Regions from separate parts of the Homo sapiens genome. Here region 2 is linked to region 1. A link is a contact called in ENCODE Hi-C or POLR2A ChIA-PET data. All regions are on one chromosome and are shown on one strand. Each heading gives the region's core, a stretch centred on a gene start or an enhancer-like site at or near the end of the contact. The rest is flanking DNA. Distances are from core to core; before and after follow the strand shown.

The links. A loop is a pair of places that touch in the nucleus more often than their neighbours do. ChIA-PET counts read pairs that join two places held with the same protein, here RNA polymerase II (POLR2A). Pooled maps may share reads with other maps.
Region 2: a loop to region 1 is called in a map of CD4-positive, alpha-beta memory T cell, with 13 times the contacts of the local background. The contact joins the promoter of HNRNPL here to the promoter of SERTAD3 in region 1. A Hi-C loop is called at or near these places in 1 of 168 maps with a recorded cell type or tissue (CD4-positive, alpha-beta memory T cell), 3 of 37 single-sample maps with no recorded cell type and 10 of 50 pooled maps. POLR2A ChIA-PET finds 5 or more read pairs at or near these places in 1 of 52 experiments (activated B cell).

What each region holds. Positions count from the first base shown.
Region 1 is chr19:40,440,363-40,447,749 of GRCh38, forward strand. SERTAD3 (SERTA domain containing 3) reads right to left here and starts at 3,973. Exons shown (of 2, transcript NM_203344.3): 1 at 3,853-3,973; 2 at 482-1,724. The coding sequence starts at 1,718. The coding sequence ends at 1,128. It overlaps SERTAD3-AS1 (SERTAD3 antisense RNA 1), which reads left to right and starts at 4,155. Exons shown (of 2, transcript NR_187496.1): 1 at 4,155-4,266; 2 at 4,528-4,901. RefSeq lists silencers at 2,820-3,199, 3,665-3,724, 3,905-4,224, 4,285-4,504.
Region 2 is chr19:38,847,121-38,854,507 of GRCh38, forward strand. It overlaps HNRNPL (heterogeneous nuclear ribonucleoprotein L), which reads right to left and starts at 2,866. Exons shown (of 13, transcript NM_001533.3): 1 at 2,580-2,866; 2 at 196-314. The coding sequence starts at 2,846. RefSeq lists enhancers at 1,127-2,065, 1,904-1,993, 2,066-3,003, 3,154-3,243, 3,574-3,643 and 1 more and silencers at 2,194-2,733, 2,744-3,003, 4,724-5,103.

The DNA of each region.
Region 1 (7,387 bases), core at 2,723-5,222:
AAACTTCTGGTTCCTCCTGTATAAAAAGTGGTAACAGTACTTACTTCTATATGAGGATTAACAGACTTAATTCAAATAAAGTGGCTAGAACAGTGCTCTTAACAAGCACTAATTTTTTTCTGAGGCTGGAGTGCAGTGGTGTGACCATGGCTTACTGCAGCCTCAACCTCCCAGGCTCAGGTGATCCTCCCAACTCAGCCTCCCCAGTAACTGGGACTACAGGCCGCCATGCCTAGCTCCTTTTTGTATTTTTTGTAGAGGCAGTGTTTCGCCACATTTCCCAGGCTGGCCTCAAGCAGATCCTCCCAAAGTGCTAGGATTCCAAGTGGGAGCTAGAGCACTCAGCCAACAAGCACTCAATAAATGTCATGTACAATGATACACCTACCCCAGCTATGGCACGGAAGTGGTGCTGATGTTTAGGAACTTACCAGGTCCCTCCCACTGACCCAGTGAAGTTTAGAAACATTAGACAACATCCCTCCTTCCAAAATACTTTTATTTAAAAAAATTACAAACAATCCAAAAAAAAAAAAAAAAGCCACCACAAACTCTGCCTTTCTTTTAAATAACCCGGCATGGAGCAGTTTGGTTTCCACCCTATTGCACGTGGTCCGGCCTGGTTATGAAATCAGGAGGCTGCTGAGACTGGGGTCCTGCCGAGGAAGTGGGGTTCAGCCTGGAGGGAGGACACCAGCCCCTCCCACCCCCTCAAGGTGCAAGAGGCAGAGCCTGGGTTTCTATAGCAACCTGGCAGCACATCCCTGTCATCCTTCGACAGGCCCAGCTTTCTTTATCTTCCCTGAGGCCCCAGTGGTCACAGGGGAGTGGGAACTAGCAGGAAAGGTGGAAGAAATGTGTAAGTGGAAAATCAGACTCCCAGAAACAGAGTCTCGTTAAGGCATTTGGAATAGATAAATTAATTCAGGAAGACCCACCTTCACAGAAGGTCGGGGTAACCAGACACACACACACATGCAAGACAGTTTGTGGAACCCTGAAATGGGAACAAAGGAGGCCATAGTCACTGCTTCGAGCCCCCACAAAAACACACACCCAGAGTTGCATTCAGGGATCCAGGCCACCGAAGATGACATGAGGAAGGATCGATCCCCTCTATCACAGTTTTAGGACCCCAGAATGATTTCCATGATGTGATCCAGTTCATTCCACTCCCAAGAACCTGGGGCACAGAAGAGGTTGTGAGGAGGCTCTGGTGGGGCCCGTGCAGGCTCCTTTTCTACCGCAGATGTGTCAATGTCCAGAAAGAAGTCATCCAGGCCAGAGTCCCCCAAGTACCGGGAGCTCAGAGCTTCTAAGAAGACTGGATCAGGCTGGGGTGGCACTTCATTCTGGAGGCCAAGGGGAGTCACTGGATTCTGAGGGGGCTCAGTCCCATCCATGGAGGTGTCCAGCTCCCTGAGGATAGAGCCAATGGTGGCTGACAGGGAGAAATCCTCCTCGCCCAGGAAGAGGGGCTCGGGGGGCAGGGCAGGGGCGGGAGCCAGGCGAAGTGCAGCCTGCAGCTGTTGGAGGGTGTTATGGATGAGGACATGCCTGCGGAGGCTGGGTGCTCGGGGGCCCAGGCTGCGCTGGACTTTGTCTAGGGAGATGCGGAGCAGGGCTTGCTGGTAGCTCTGAAGGCCTGCTGGACTCCACTCCCACCTCTCCTCCTCCTCTTCCAAATCAGAGTGTTTCCTCTTCAAGCCTCCCACCATGATGCCCTGTAGAGAGAAGAGGCGCATAGGGGAAGGTCAGACACCAGACACCGTAGTGCTGGCTCATATCCCACTTTCTCAGGCCTATTGAGTTGTTAGTGATTTTTAATCATCGGAATCTCAGTTTACTGATGTATAAAATGAAGGCTGTCTGAATCCTACAAGTTTAAGAAGGTGAGTACATATACGATTAAGAAAATAAGATCTGGCGTTACGTACAGCTAGATTTAAATCTCACTTACTTGCCTGTTGTGGCCTCAAACAGTGAATTTACATCCATGAGAATCAATTTCCTCATCTGCCAAGTACGGATCCTAACTCAAGTTCCTCTAAGCCTTAAAACTGTTCTTCCACAATATTAATTTCTTCAAACATGGAGCACGAAAGACAAGTGTGGAGCACAGAGACCTGGATTGGAAGTAGGGAACCCCAAATCTGAATTCTGTATTGGAAACTGCTCAGCTGCGTGATCATGGGAAGTGATCTGAATGAGTCAATTCTCAGGGCCTCAGTTTCCTCATCTGTAAAATAGGGACTGTAAAAAAATACTTCTCACCACCTCTGTCAAGGAGATGCCACGTATCTATAGGGCCCACCACACCGGAAGTGCTTAATGAACAAGAGTTGTGTTTGTTTTTTGTTAGAGACAGGGTCTCGCTCTGTCGCCCAGGGCTGAGTGCAGCAGCGCTATCACAGCTCACTGCAGTCTCGAAGTCCTGGGCTCAAGCGATCCTCCCGCCTCAGCTTCCTGAGTAGCTGGGATTACCACCACACCCGGCCTCGATCAAGAGTTAATTGCCAGTTATTCGCTCAACAGATTTACTGAGTGCCTACTATATTCGAAATCTCCTGGAGCCCTGTTGGGGAACCTATGTTGAGATTCTTCTTCAACAGTCGGGATATTTCTATGTCCTCTTCCTTAACCGACTGGGAGCGCTCCCAAGAGTAGGAAAGGGGCCTGTCTCATTCCCTCTGCCCACGCTTTCAGATTCCCCCAAAGCGCGCCCCATAGGAAAACTTGCTAGAACTCAGCTCAGACCAAGCCCCGCCCCCTCGGAGGTCCCACTCAATCAGACCGCGACACTGTAAGGCCCCGCCCCCCCATGGGTCCTTACAGAGCATCCAGGAACGCCCCAATTTGGCCCAGGGGCTTCTGGGAAACGGGGGCCAACAGCCGCCAGGTACACGAATTGACGTCGAGCACGCACTACAATCCCCAGAGGGCTCCGCCCGTCCAGGGGACGAGCCACCCCCCTCACCCCGCTCTCCCTCAGGGCATGCGCACAGGGGCACAGGCGGGTGGGGGAAGGGAACCTGGACGTCCAGCTGCCGGCGCCTGCCGAGCCCCGCCCTCCATTGCCTCCGGGGCCGCGAGTCTGAGCTCCAGGCCCGGAACACCCCTCCCCCACCCCAGACTCCGGCTCTAAATTTGCTTTCTCCCGGTCCCTCTGTTCCTTGAAAGTCCGCGATTCTCCTTCCAAACTGCCCTTGGATCCAGAGACCCAGATCCGAACACATCGCTCAAAGACGACAATGCTCCGATCTAGTTCGGGAGACTACGTATCCTAATTCTGATACTTCCTCCCACTTCTCCTAGTCTCCTGACTTTCAAACGCCCCTGGACTTCACCTCCAAACTCGCTGTCCGGCTCCAAGACCCGAACATTGAACTCTTCCCGGCAACCTCCTTCCCCCGCCAGTGCGTCTTGGAGTCCCAAGAATCCTTGACCCTAGTTCTCTCGCTTCTCCAAATACTCAGAATCTCAGCTCCGTACCTCTCACACCTTTTCCAGAACACGATAAAGCCCCGAATTCAACCCGTCCGGAAGACCCAAGTGGAATCGAATCTCCAGGTTCCCTGTCTCAAAAGTTCCTCCCCTCTGTTCTCTCGCTTCTCCAAAAGCCCAACGTCCCAGCTTCAAACTCCCTCCACTTGAAAATACTGCCCCAACAACCTCGCCTCCCCTCCTGGGTCTTGAACTCAGTCTCAGGTCCCCAGACCCTCCCTATCATCACCCTGAATCTGAGGCCCCCTCCCCCGGTCCCACCCAGACCCCGCCTCCGCAAGTCCCCGGGGCGCGCTTCTCTCTCCCCCAGCCTAAGGTAAATTCCCAAGCCAGGCGACCACTCCTCACCGCAGCTGCCAGGTTCGCCACGACCACCTCCTGGAACGCCCACAGCGTTGCGACCCGCCAGTGCCAGGACCCACCAGTGACCGGTTGGAGCCTCGCTCACCTCGGCGGGGCCTCTCCGTCTGGCCTCTGGCCCACCAGCCCCGCCCCGGAGCCGAGCCGCGAGCCGCGATTGGCTGGAGTCCCGCCCGCCGCGGGGCGTCGATTGGCTGGGCGGAGCCATCCGCCCGTGCCCCGAGACGCCGGATCCGCCCACCCCTCCCTAGCGCCCCGGGCCATTTAAAGAAGTGCAACTGGCAGGGGGCGGGGCAGCGACTCCGGGGTGGAGGGCGGCCGGTCCAACAGAACCGCTTCCTTCCACTCAGCTACAGTCCTCGCTCCAAGATCGTCACCATTGCTCCCTGCGGTTCCTTTATGGTAGGCCTGGACTCCACCGTGGAGCCAGAGGGGCTGGCATGCCCCTCCCCAAGTCGCTGTGCAGGCGGGCGGGGCCGAGCAACCGGAGGAGGCCGCGCCCCCGGGGTTCCGAGGGAGGACGCTGGGGCGCGGGGGATGACGTAGCGGAAGACCAGCCAATAGAGTGGCGCGGCCCGCGTTGCCTAGGCGATCGTAGCCTCGCCCCCTTGCTGCCCCTCCCGCCCCCTATACGTTACCGCGCGGCCCCTTCTTAATCCTCAGGTTTTCTCAGCACGTCCTCTGGTGGTCCCACCTGGGTCTTCTGACACCCTCTTTCCTTCCCCGCTCCATCAAGATGACTCCTCTGCTACTGTTCATGGCTTCCTACCCACCCCGAATACAAACTTCAAACTCCTTCCTTTTGCCACAAAGCCCCTCACGACCTTGCTTGATGCGTTCTCCTGGTTCTCTCCGATCCTGCCCCATTGAGTCACTTCCAGTTTTTCTAAAATGGCTTCAAGCTCCCATTCACCCCATCAGGAAAACGAAAGGATTTTCTCTGTTTGTTTTCTTCCCTGCTTTACCCCAGTGTCTACAACAATGCCAGGTACATAATAAGTTCGCAAACATGACAATAAAAGGCCTCTGGATCTTTATTATTAATATTATTTTTTGCCGGGCGCAGTGGCGCACGCCTGTAATCCCAGCACTTTGGGAGGCGGAGGCGGGCAGATCACTTGAGGTCAGGAGTTTGAGACCAGCCTGGCCAACAATGGTGAAACCCCGTCTCTACTAAAAATACAAAAATTAGCTGGGCGTGGTGGCGCACGCTTGTAATCTCAGCCACTTGGGAGGCTGAGGCAGGAGAATCGCTTGAACCTGGGAGGTTGAGGTTGCAGTGAAGGCGAGATCGTGCCACTGCACTCCAGCCTGGGTGACAGAGAGATGGGGGAGGGGGGAGGGGGGTTTTCTTGTGTTGCCCAGGTTGGTTTTGAACTCCTGGCCTCAAGCAATCTTCTCGCCTCTGGATATTTAAACTTGTTTCCTCATCCTCAAAATATACCCTCAATTCCCAGGCTGCTTCTCAGAACACATTTCAAAGGTTTCCTCCTCTCCGAAGCCCTCCCTGGCAGTCCAGGTTGGGTTAGGATCCATTCTAGGATTCCATGGCCTCCTGTGCCGCCATCCCAGTCCTGGACTGTCAGTTACTATATGGACTGAGGAACGCCCCGCCGAGGGCAGGTACCAAGGATATCTCTGTCAACCACCTCTTGGTCTGCAGGATCACCTAGCACAGGGCTGGACACGTAGCAGGTCCCAGTGAAAGTTTGCTAAATGCTCAGGAATGTGACAGAAAAATAAGGCAGAAAGAAGACACTGCTAGTGTCCTGAAAGCCCACACCCGTAATGCTCCGCCCCTACAACGAGTTTCCCTAAGGGGAGGAGGCAGTTTTCTCCAGGCCACCTCTGGGAAGGGAGGTTTAAGCCTCCTCAGACCAGTTCTTGCCGGTTGGAGTTTGTCAACCAAGTCATCCTGATGTTTGCAGGATAAATGGGAGGGGAATAGGTAGGTGGGTGGTGTGGGTTGGAGGTAGGGAGAGAGAAGTGTCTTAGCTCACCCAGGCCTAGGGAAGGTGTCCCTGGGAAAAAAAGAAAGGGACAGTAGGTTCCAAAAAAGGACATAATTAGGAAGGAGCAATTCTTCCCCTTCCTCCTCCAAAACCTGCGCCTCCTATAGGGTCCACAACTCAGGAAAGCCCTACTGCATTTGGGTTTTTGTTTTTGAGACGGGGTCCCACTCCGTCGTGGATGCTGGAGTGCAGTGGCGCACCTTGGCTCACTGCAGCCTCAGCCTCCCTCCTGAAGCACTAGTGTAACTCTGTCCCCGGGTTACAGCCGTATGCTTCTTTCTGATGCCTCCCCTCCACCCCTCACCAACTGTCCACGCAGGCTCCCAGGCATTCCTCACACCCACTCTCTCCTCCCCTCCTTACAGTTCCTCCTCCAACTCCCTCTGGGCTATCAGCCTCCATTCCTGGACCCTTCCTTTCCACCTTCACAGAGTAGCCAAAGGAAGCTTCATAAAACACCCAACTGTCCCCCCTGCCTTACTTCTCTGGTGCTCCACTCCTTGCATAAATCCTCAAAATAAAGCACAAACTTTTTTTTATTTTCAGAGACAGGGTCTGGATCTGTCCTACAGGCTGGAGTGCAGTGGCCAGGCCTTGACCTCCTGGCCTCAAGCCATTCTCCCGCCTCAGCCTCCTGAGTATCTGGGACTACAGGTACACACCACCATGCCCAGCTAAGTTTTTAAAAATTATTTTGTAGAGATGGGGTCTCACTATGTTGCCCAACCTGGACTCCTGGCTTCAAGCCATCCTCCCACCTCAGCTTCCTGAGTATCTGGGACTATAGGTGCACACCACCATGCCCAGCTAAGTTATTATTATTATTATTATTGAGATGGAGTCTCGCTCTGTCACCCAGGCTGGAGTGCAGTGGCACAATCTCGGATCACTGCAACCTCCACCTCCCAGGTTCAAGCGATTCTCCTGCCTCAGCCTCCTAAGTAGCTGGGATTACAAGTGTGCATCACCACGCCTGGGTAATTTTTGTATTTTTAGTAGAGACAGGGTTTCACCATGTTCGCCAGGCTGGTCTTGAACTCCTGACCTCAAGTGATCTACCCGCCTCGGCCTCCCAATGTGCTGGGATTCCAAGCATGAGCCACCATGCCTGGCCAGACTCAATAAACTGTTACTGGGCGGGGCGCAGTGGCTCACGCCTGTAATCCCAGCACTTTGGGAGGCGAGGCAGGCGGATCATGAGGTCAGGAGATCAAGACCATCCTGGCTAACACGGTGAAACCCTGTCTCTACTAAAAATACAAAAAAATTAGCTGGGTGTGGTAGTGGGCGCCTGTAGTCCCAGCTACTGGGGAGGCTGAGGCAGGAGAATGGTGTGAACCTGGGAGGTGGAGCTTGCAGTGAGCCAGATTGCGCCACTGCACTCCAGCCTGGGCGACAGAGCAAGACTCGGTCTCAAAAAAATAAAAAAATAAAAATAAACTGTTACTGAACAAATGAATGAATGCATAACAAGCAAATCTTACACAGAGGCAGGCAGACACACCAAAATA
Region 2 (7,387 bases), core at 1,616-4,115, 1.6 Mb before region 1:
CGAAGGAAGGAAAAAGGGTCATGGAACTTGCTGTAATCTGACACAAAGTACAATGGCCAACCCAAAAGCAGAGCGGCCACAGAATCTAGACCAGGATGGCAACAAAATCACTATTTCCAACCAGAAATCGTGGACACACAAGGACACCCAGGAGTCAACTTTGGAAGCCCAACACCTGGCCTCTGAGCCCAGTACCTGATGGGTCCAAACTCCTGCAAGGCCTCCACAAGGTCTGCTTCCACCACACCGTCAATCAGGCCCCTGATGTGGACAACTGGGGAGGCAGGGGTTTTGTGCGGGTCATCGTAGTTCTCCTGAGAAAGGAAGCAAAAACAAGAATTATTTTCTTGCTGTACAAGATGACGCCCCACTGGCCTCTGTACTGTTGTAGACCCAGTCAGATAAAACAGTTGGAGGTCATCCGTGAAGGATGCACAGGAAAGACTAGGGGCAGCAATTGAAGCCAATCAGCCCAGAAGGATTCTGGGTCAGCAGAACAGTGGTCCTGAGTGGGTGATCACTTGCCCACTGGCTCTTGCTGTAGCTTCTGAGGAAGGTATAACGGAGGGAGGGCCACACAAGTCCCAAATCTTACGTTCTTCCAGGGACCCCCCTCTCTTCCCACTGGTCCACTCGACCAAGGAAACATGGGAAAAGAGTAGCTGGAAAAGGAGATACACTGGCAGCAAGGGCTCTAACAGCTATCTGCTACAGTTTGAATGAGGACATCCCCTTTGCATGTGCCCCAAATTCCTTGCCCTTTAACTGGCTGAGCCACCATCATCTAGCTAAGCACACCTGTTCCCCACCACTCACACCCAGGTTCAGTCAGGGCAAAAAACAACACATGCCCCAGAAACTGGGGCAGCCAGGCCAGTCTTGACCCCTTCTAGTCTTGAATCGCCCTCCCACCAAAATCTGCTTTGGAAATTACTGCCTAGGTCAGACTAAGAAAAACCAGACAAGAAAAGTCTTTTATTTATTTTTTGAGATGGAGTCTCACTCTGTCACCCAGGCTGGAGTGCTATGGCGTGATCTTAGTCCACTGCAACCTCCGCCTCCCAGGTTCAAGCGATTCTCCTGCCTCAGCCTCCCGAGTAGCTGGAATTACAGGCCCTCGCCACCACACCTGGCTAATTTTTTTGTATTTTTAGTAGAGACGGAGTTTTGCCATGTTGACCAGGCTGTTCTCGAACTCCTGACCTCAGGTAATCTGCCTGCCTCAGCCTCCCAAAGTGCTGGGATTATAGGCATGAGCCCCCACTCCCGGATGGAAAGTCTTTTAGAAAGACCAGAGACTCCAACCCATACCATTAAGAACCGACTGCTCCTTCCTAAGAGAAGTATCTTACACCCACCGACAAAAGCCTCTGGTCATCAGGAGAAAGATTAACTCTCTTCCGCCTCTCCTGGGCTCTGGGGCCGGCCCCCTGTCTGAGAATCACTGGGCAGAAGTGCGTGGAAGGTGGGTAGAATTGGATTCTATTTCAGGAGCGATCCACGCGAACCACAGGGTGAGGCACTCCCGCCAGGTTAGCAGCTCCCACAAATGGGAGTTCTAACTCCAGCCCTGCCCCTCACTAGCTGTGCCACCTACAGTAATTCACCTCATCTCATCTCTCTCCTGGCCCATTTCCTCCTTTGTAAATCGGGAATCCCAGTATCTCCCCCAACCTCAGGAAGCGTTAAGGATTTTCAATTAAGATGTCTTTAAAATGTGTGGGACAAGGCCAAGATTAAAACGCTAGCAACTCGTAACCCCTAAACCCTGGAAAACCCTGCAAATAGGCGGCCCTGTAAGACTTCAAGATTTTGGAAAGAGTGGGGACTGGGCCCCACTCCAAAAGCAACGACTGGTGTTTTCGGAGGGACTGATTACAGGGGGTCGAAATGCTTCCAACATGGCCAGGAAATAGTTTGGTTTATCAAATCCTCGGTACCCAGTGAATCCCCGGAAACTGTAAGCAAACTTGTGATGGTTTCAAGGCTTCGCTCAACTCCTAAAAGGCTAAAAGTGCATTTCACAAGTCCTCTTCCCATTTTCAATGCCTACAAAAATGAGAGCATCTAGGCTCAAACACATCCATTTCTGTATAGACACAAGGCTGGGCCTTAGAGATTAAGCTGCCATCAGACGGAATTCCCCACTCTAGAGAACAAGGCCGCCGCCCACCCGTTCCCGCTCACCAGGCGCTCCCCTAACCGCCCACGAGGCCGGGCGGGAACACTGCGCCTGCGCATGGAGCCAGCGAAGAAAATGATAAAGGGGAAAAAAACCGGCCGGGCCGCGTGCCCGGCCCCCACACGCCAGCCCGCGGCGCCTGCGCACTGGGCCATTCGCCTCACGAGCTACTTCCTCTGCGCTCCCCCACACCCCGCTCCGGACCCCGCGCACGCGCAGGCGCCTGTCCTCGCGCAAACCCCGCCGTTTGCCCAACGGCCGCCCCTCCCCCACACCGTCAACGACGCGATGGCCTGGGCGCGTGCGCAGAGGCCCCCCTCAAAAAATAAAATGCCCTCAAGCTGGGAAATTGTCCCCCAGTTCCCGGCCTTCCCAGCGCCTAGGGCCCTGGCCTCACCCCACCGCCGCCGCCGCCCGCCGCCCCGGCTCCTCCACCGCCACCGCCGCCGCCTCCGTGCTGGTCGCCGGCGTTGTCAGTCTTGAGCCGCTTAGGGGCCCGGCCGCCCTCACTGCCGCCGCCGTAGTAGCGGCCACCGCCGCCTCCGCCGCCCGCCGCCGCCATCTTCACCATCGCTCCCGACCGCCTCCGCTGCTCGTCCGGCTGCTGCCTCTGCTCCAGCCGCCGACGCCGCTTCTCCGCCCGGGGCAGCAGCCTCCGCGACATGGCGGCGCAGAACCCGCCTCCCCCCGCCTCTCATTGGGGGAGGGACACGCCCGTCACCCGCCGCCCCCACCCGATAGGGGGAGCCACTGGTCCCGCCGCGGGGGGAGGGTAGGCCGCCACACGCCTTGCGCGCTTATTGGACATTGCCCACGCCGTTCTGCAGGAGGGCCCGCCCTTGTTTGTCTGAGACACTCCTTATAGGTGGTCGCTTTCTGCCAGTCTTTCCGTCGACCCCGCCGCCTTAAAATAAAATCCAATTTGATAGGTCGGATTTCTGGCGCTGCTGGCCTCCCTAAAAGCACCTGATAGGAACGGCGCTCTAAACCTCCCAAGAATCTCCGCCTCCCTCCCACTTTCATTGGTCTCCTCGCTAATCCGTCAGCACCAGTCACAATGACGACCTTCCCGCGCCACTTCGCAAGGAGACAAGGAAGCCCCGCCCTTTTTTGGTCTCTCTCCAGTGGTGGTTACAGATGCCCATTCTTCTGCGTCTCCACTGATTGGTCAATGGAGAGTGGAGCGCACCCTCTCACCAGATGGTAGGACTGTTGATACGCTCTGATTGGATGAAATGGGGAGCCCCGCCCCAGGGTAGGCGCTCTTTGGTGCAGTATACGAAACGAGCGAAGGCGAGAACGCATGCGCAAATACGCTTTCAGGCACCGCCCAGAGGCGGGGCCCCCTTATGGAGCGACCGCTGTGTGTGCGCCGGAAGGCTAGACCAAGATTGACAGGAACTCCCAGGGTATCTCTGTCGCCATCACTATACCGTGTTCATTTCTACCTCTAGGAGGAATTGTTAAAATCCCAAATCTGAGCCTTTTCCTCAGTAGAAAACCACTCGCTGCTGCCGACTGTCTTCGGACCCTGTCCAGTTCTAAATTCAGCCGCAACCCCTTTCAGTTTCCCTTGGGAGAAGGCTCTTCCGCGCACTCTCCATGTGTGCCCATGCAGTCCCTTCCACCTGCAATAGTCCACTACCCCTCCTGCAGGAGCTAAGGGCCAAGTCATCTTGTCCGTGCGATCTAAATTAACAGGTCCCTGCCATCCCAGACCCCCAGGATTCCCTTCAAAGCCATAACTCGGGCCAGTGGTTTTCACCTGACAGCTCGACCCCTCTGAGCACCACAGGAGGTCCTGGCCCCGACCCTGGAGAGGGTGGCCACCTACCAAGCGCCCAGTACAGCACCTGGCACAGTGCAAGCCCCCTGCACAGGGGAGGCGTTCTTGTGATCTGTGCCTGCGTCGGGCCTTTCTTCCTCAAGGGCGGGGTAAGACCACCCGCACTGCACCAAGAGAATGTCGGAGGGTATCTCCAGACTCCGGCGAAGCCCAACTGGCGGAGCCTGGGGGGTGGAGAGGAGCGCGCCCCAGTTATCACGCGCAGGCAGCGGGGTCAAACGGGGATTAACCCGGGATCCCGTCCTACGGCATTTAACATTATGGGGCTGCCCGCGCAGGGTGTGGGGGGGAACACCTTAGCGAAGCTATTGGCAAGTGACGATATCGCCAAAGGGGGGAAAAGAAATAAAAGCGAAGCTAGCGTCGTGAGAAACGCGGCGGACGCCCCAAAAGTGCTCCAGGACCTTTCTGCCCGGCTGATGGGGGATTTCGAGTTGAGGTCCGGGTGGAAACTAAGTTTGAAATGGAGGCCGTGTGTGGTGGCTCACACCTGTAATCCCAGCACTTGGGGAGGCCAAGGCGGAAGGCTCGCTTGAGCCCCGGATTTCGAGGTTGCAGTGAGCCGTGATCGCGCCCCTGCACTCCAGCGTGGGCGACGGAGCGAGACCCTATCAGAAAAAATGGGGTTTATGGCAATACAAGAGGGGACAGGCCTGGTGGCTCTGCCGGTGAGGGGAAATAAAGTTAGGGGAGGGGGCCTTGCTGGGGACCTCGGTCAGCTCCCCCGGACACCAGGAAGATCCGACCACGCCAACGGAACAGAGACGGGGGCGGGGCCGCGTCTGAAGCACGTGGCCCGCGTGACGGGAGGAGGCCGGGCCGGTCGCGACGAAGGGCGGGGTCGCTCCGTCCCAACGTCAGAGGAATGCGGTGGGGGGAGGGGGAGAGAGAGGGCCCCTCCCCTCCCCGCCCCCGCGGCCGGCCCGGACGCCCCTCGCGCCGGCGCGCACGGCCGGAGCACGGCGGAACGGTCTCCCCGGCGCCGCACGTTCCAGGCCGCCGGCCCGGCCTGGTGACCCGCACCCCCCGCGCTCCCGGCCACCGCCCCGCCCCCACCCCGCTGCTCGGACCCTGGCCCCCGGCCGCGCGCGGCGCCGCCCGCCAGTGCCCCGGTCACCTTCCCGCACCCCTCGCCCCCAGCCCCTACCAGCTCGGCGGCGAGCCTGACCGGCCGTCCCGGATCGAAAAGAGCAGACACTGGGAAGTTTTGGGAGAGGGAGGGGCGGGCCTTAAAGGGACCACGACCTTTTTTCAGCCCCGTGGGGGGAAGAAAAATTGGGGGCAGGGGGCGCGGGAGCGGGGACACGGCAGGAGACCGAGGGTCGCCCCGCGGGGGAATGGAGGAAACCAGGCGAGAAAGGAGCGGGAAGACCTTGGAGCCGCGGTGTTCGGGCTCCGCGTCCCTTTTCCCCAAAAATCCACCCCCGCCCCCCGCAGACGGAAAGTCACGCAGTTGTTTGAGACTCGCGCATCTTTCCTCCTGGTCAGGCAAGTGTCTTGGCTGAGGCAAGTGTTTGGGGTGTACATTGCTCACATAAGGAAATGGGCTGGAGGGACGCAAGTGACTAACCCAGGATGCCACAGCTTGCAAGTGGCATGGCGGGGCTGGTCTGACGCCGGAGCAGACGCATCACCACTGCACTTGCAGGGCTTATTAGGGTGATGGGGTAGGCTGTAGAGATGGGGGGTTCAGAGCAGGGGACTGGAGCCACCCTACCGGGGTTCCAACGTGGAAGCTGCATTTACTGTCTCTGGCCTTAGGAAAGTAACTTAGCCTTCCTCATCCGTTAGGGGGATGGCAGTAGGAGCTTCGTCTGGGTCGTCATGAGGAATGCAGAGAATGGAAACGGGACCTTAGAGGACTACCCCCATTTCACAGTTGAAGTAAAACTGGCCCAGAGAGTGGAAGAACCGCGAAAAATTACCACAGCTGGGCAGCCTCTGAAAGAGCAGGTCGCTCCCGTTCTTAATCCACACAAAACTTAATCGGACCCTTGCAGATCCTTGTAAACCCATGCCAGCCGGGCACGGTGGCTTCCCCTGTAATCCCAGCACTTTGGGAGGCCGAGGTGGGCAGATTGTTTAAGTCCAGGAGCTCGTGACCAGCCTGGGCAACATGGTGAAACCTTCTCTCTACATAAAATACAAAAAAATTAGCTGGGCGTGGTGGCGTGCAACTGTAGTCCCAGCTACTGGGGAGGCTGAGGCGGAAGGATCACTTGAGCCCAAGAGGTGGAGGCTGACAAAGCGAGACCCTGTCTCAAAAACAAACAACACCCCAGAAAAATATGGCTGGGCGCCGTGGCTCACGCCTGTAATCGTAGCACTTTGGGAGGCCGAGGCAGGAGAATCGCTTGAGGTCAGGGGTTCGAGACCAGCCTGGCTAACATGGCGAAACCCGGTCTCTACTTAAAATACAAAAATTAGGCTGGCGTGGTGGCAGGCGCCTGTAATCCCAGCTACTCAGAATGCTAAGGCAGGAGAATTGCTTGAACCCGGGAGGTGAAGTTTGCAGTGAGCCGAGATTGTGCCACTGCACTCTAACCTGGGCAACAGAGTGAGACTCTGTCTCAAAAAACTAAAATAAATAAAATAGGCCGGGCACGGTGGCTCACACCTGTAATACTAGCACTTTGGGAGGCTGAGGCGGCTGGATCACGAGGTCAGGAGATCAAGACCATCCTGGCTAACACGGTGAAACCCCGTCTCTGCTAAAAATAAAAAAAAAATTAAAAAAAAAATTAGCTGGGCATGGTGGCAGGCGCCTGTAGTCCCAGCTACTGGGGAGGCTGAGGCAGGAGAATGACGTGAACCCAGGAGGCGGAGCTTGCAGTGAGCCGAGATCGCTCCACTGTACTCCAGCCTGGGCGACAGAGCGAGACTCCGTCTCAAAAATAAATAAATAAAAGTAAAAAATAAATAAATAAATAAAATAAAGAAAAAATAGTAATGCTGCTGTGACCATTCCTAGTGATATCTTCTTGTGTCCATGTGTGAGAGTTTTAAGGGCATGTAGGTAGGAGTGGGATTGCTGGGTCGTGTAACATATTTTGACATTATTGGGTAGTAACAAATTGTTATTCAATATATCTGTACCATATATTCCCACCAGCAGTATATGAGAAGGTCTCATTCTTTTTTTTTTTTCTTTTGAGACAAGAGTTTCAATTTGTCCCCCAAGCTGGAGTGCAGTGATGCATACACAGCTCACTGCAGCCTCGACCTCCTAGGCTCAAGTGATCCTCCCACTTCAGCCTCCTGAGTAGCTGAGACCGCAAGCACATGCCATCATACCCTAATTTTTTTTTTTTTTTTTTTGAGATGGAGTCTCACTTTGTTGCCCAGGCTGGAGTGCAGGG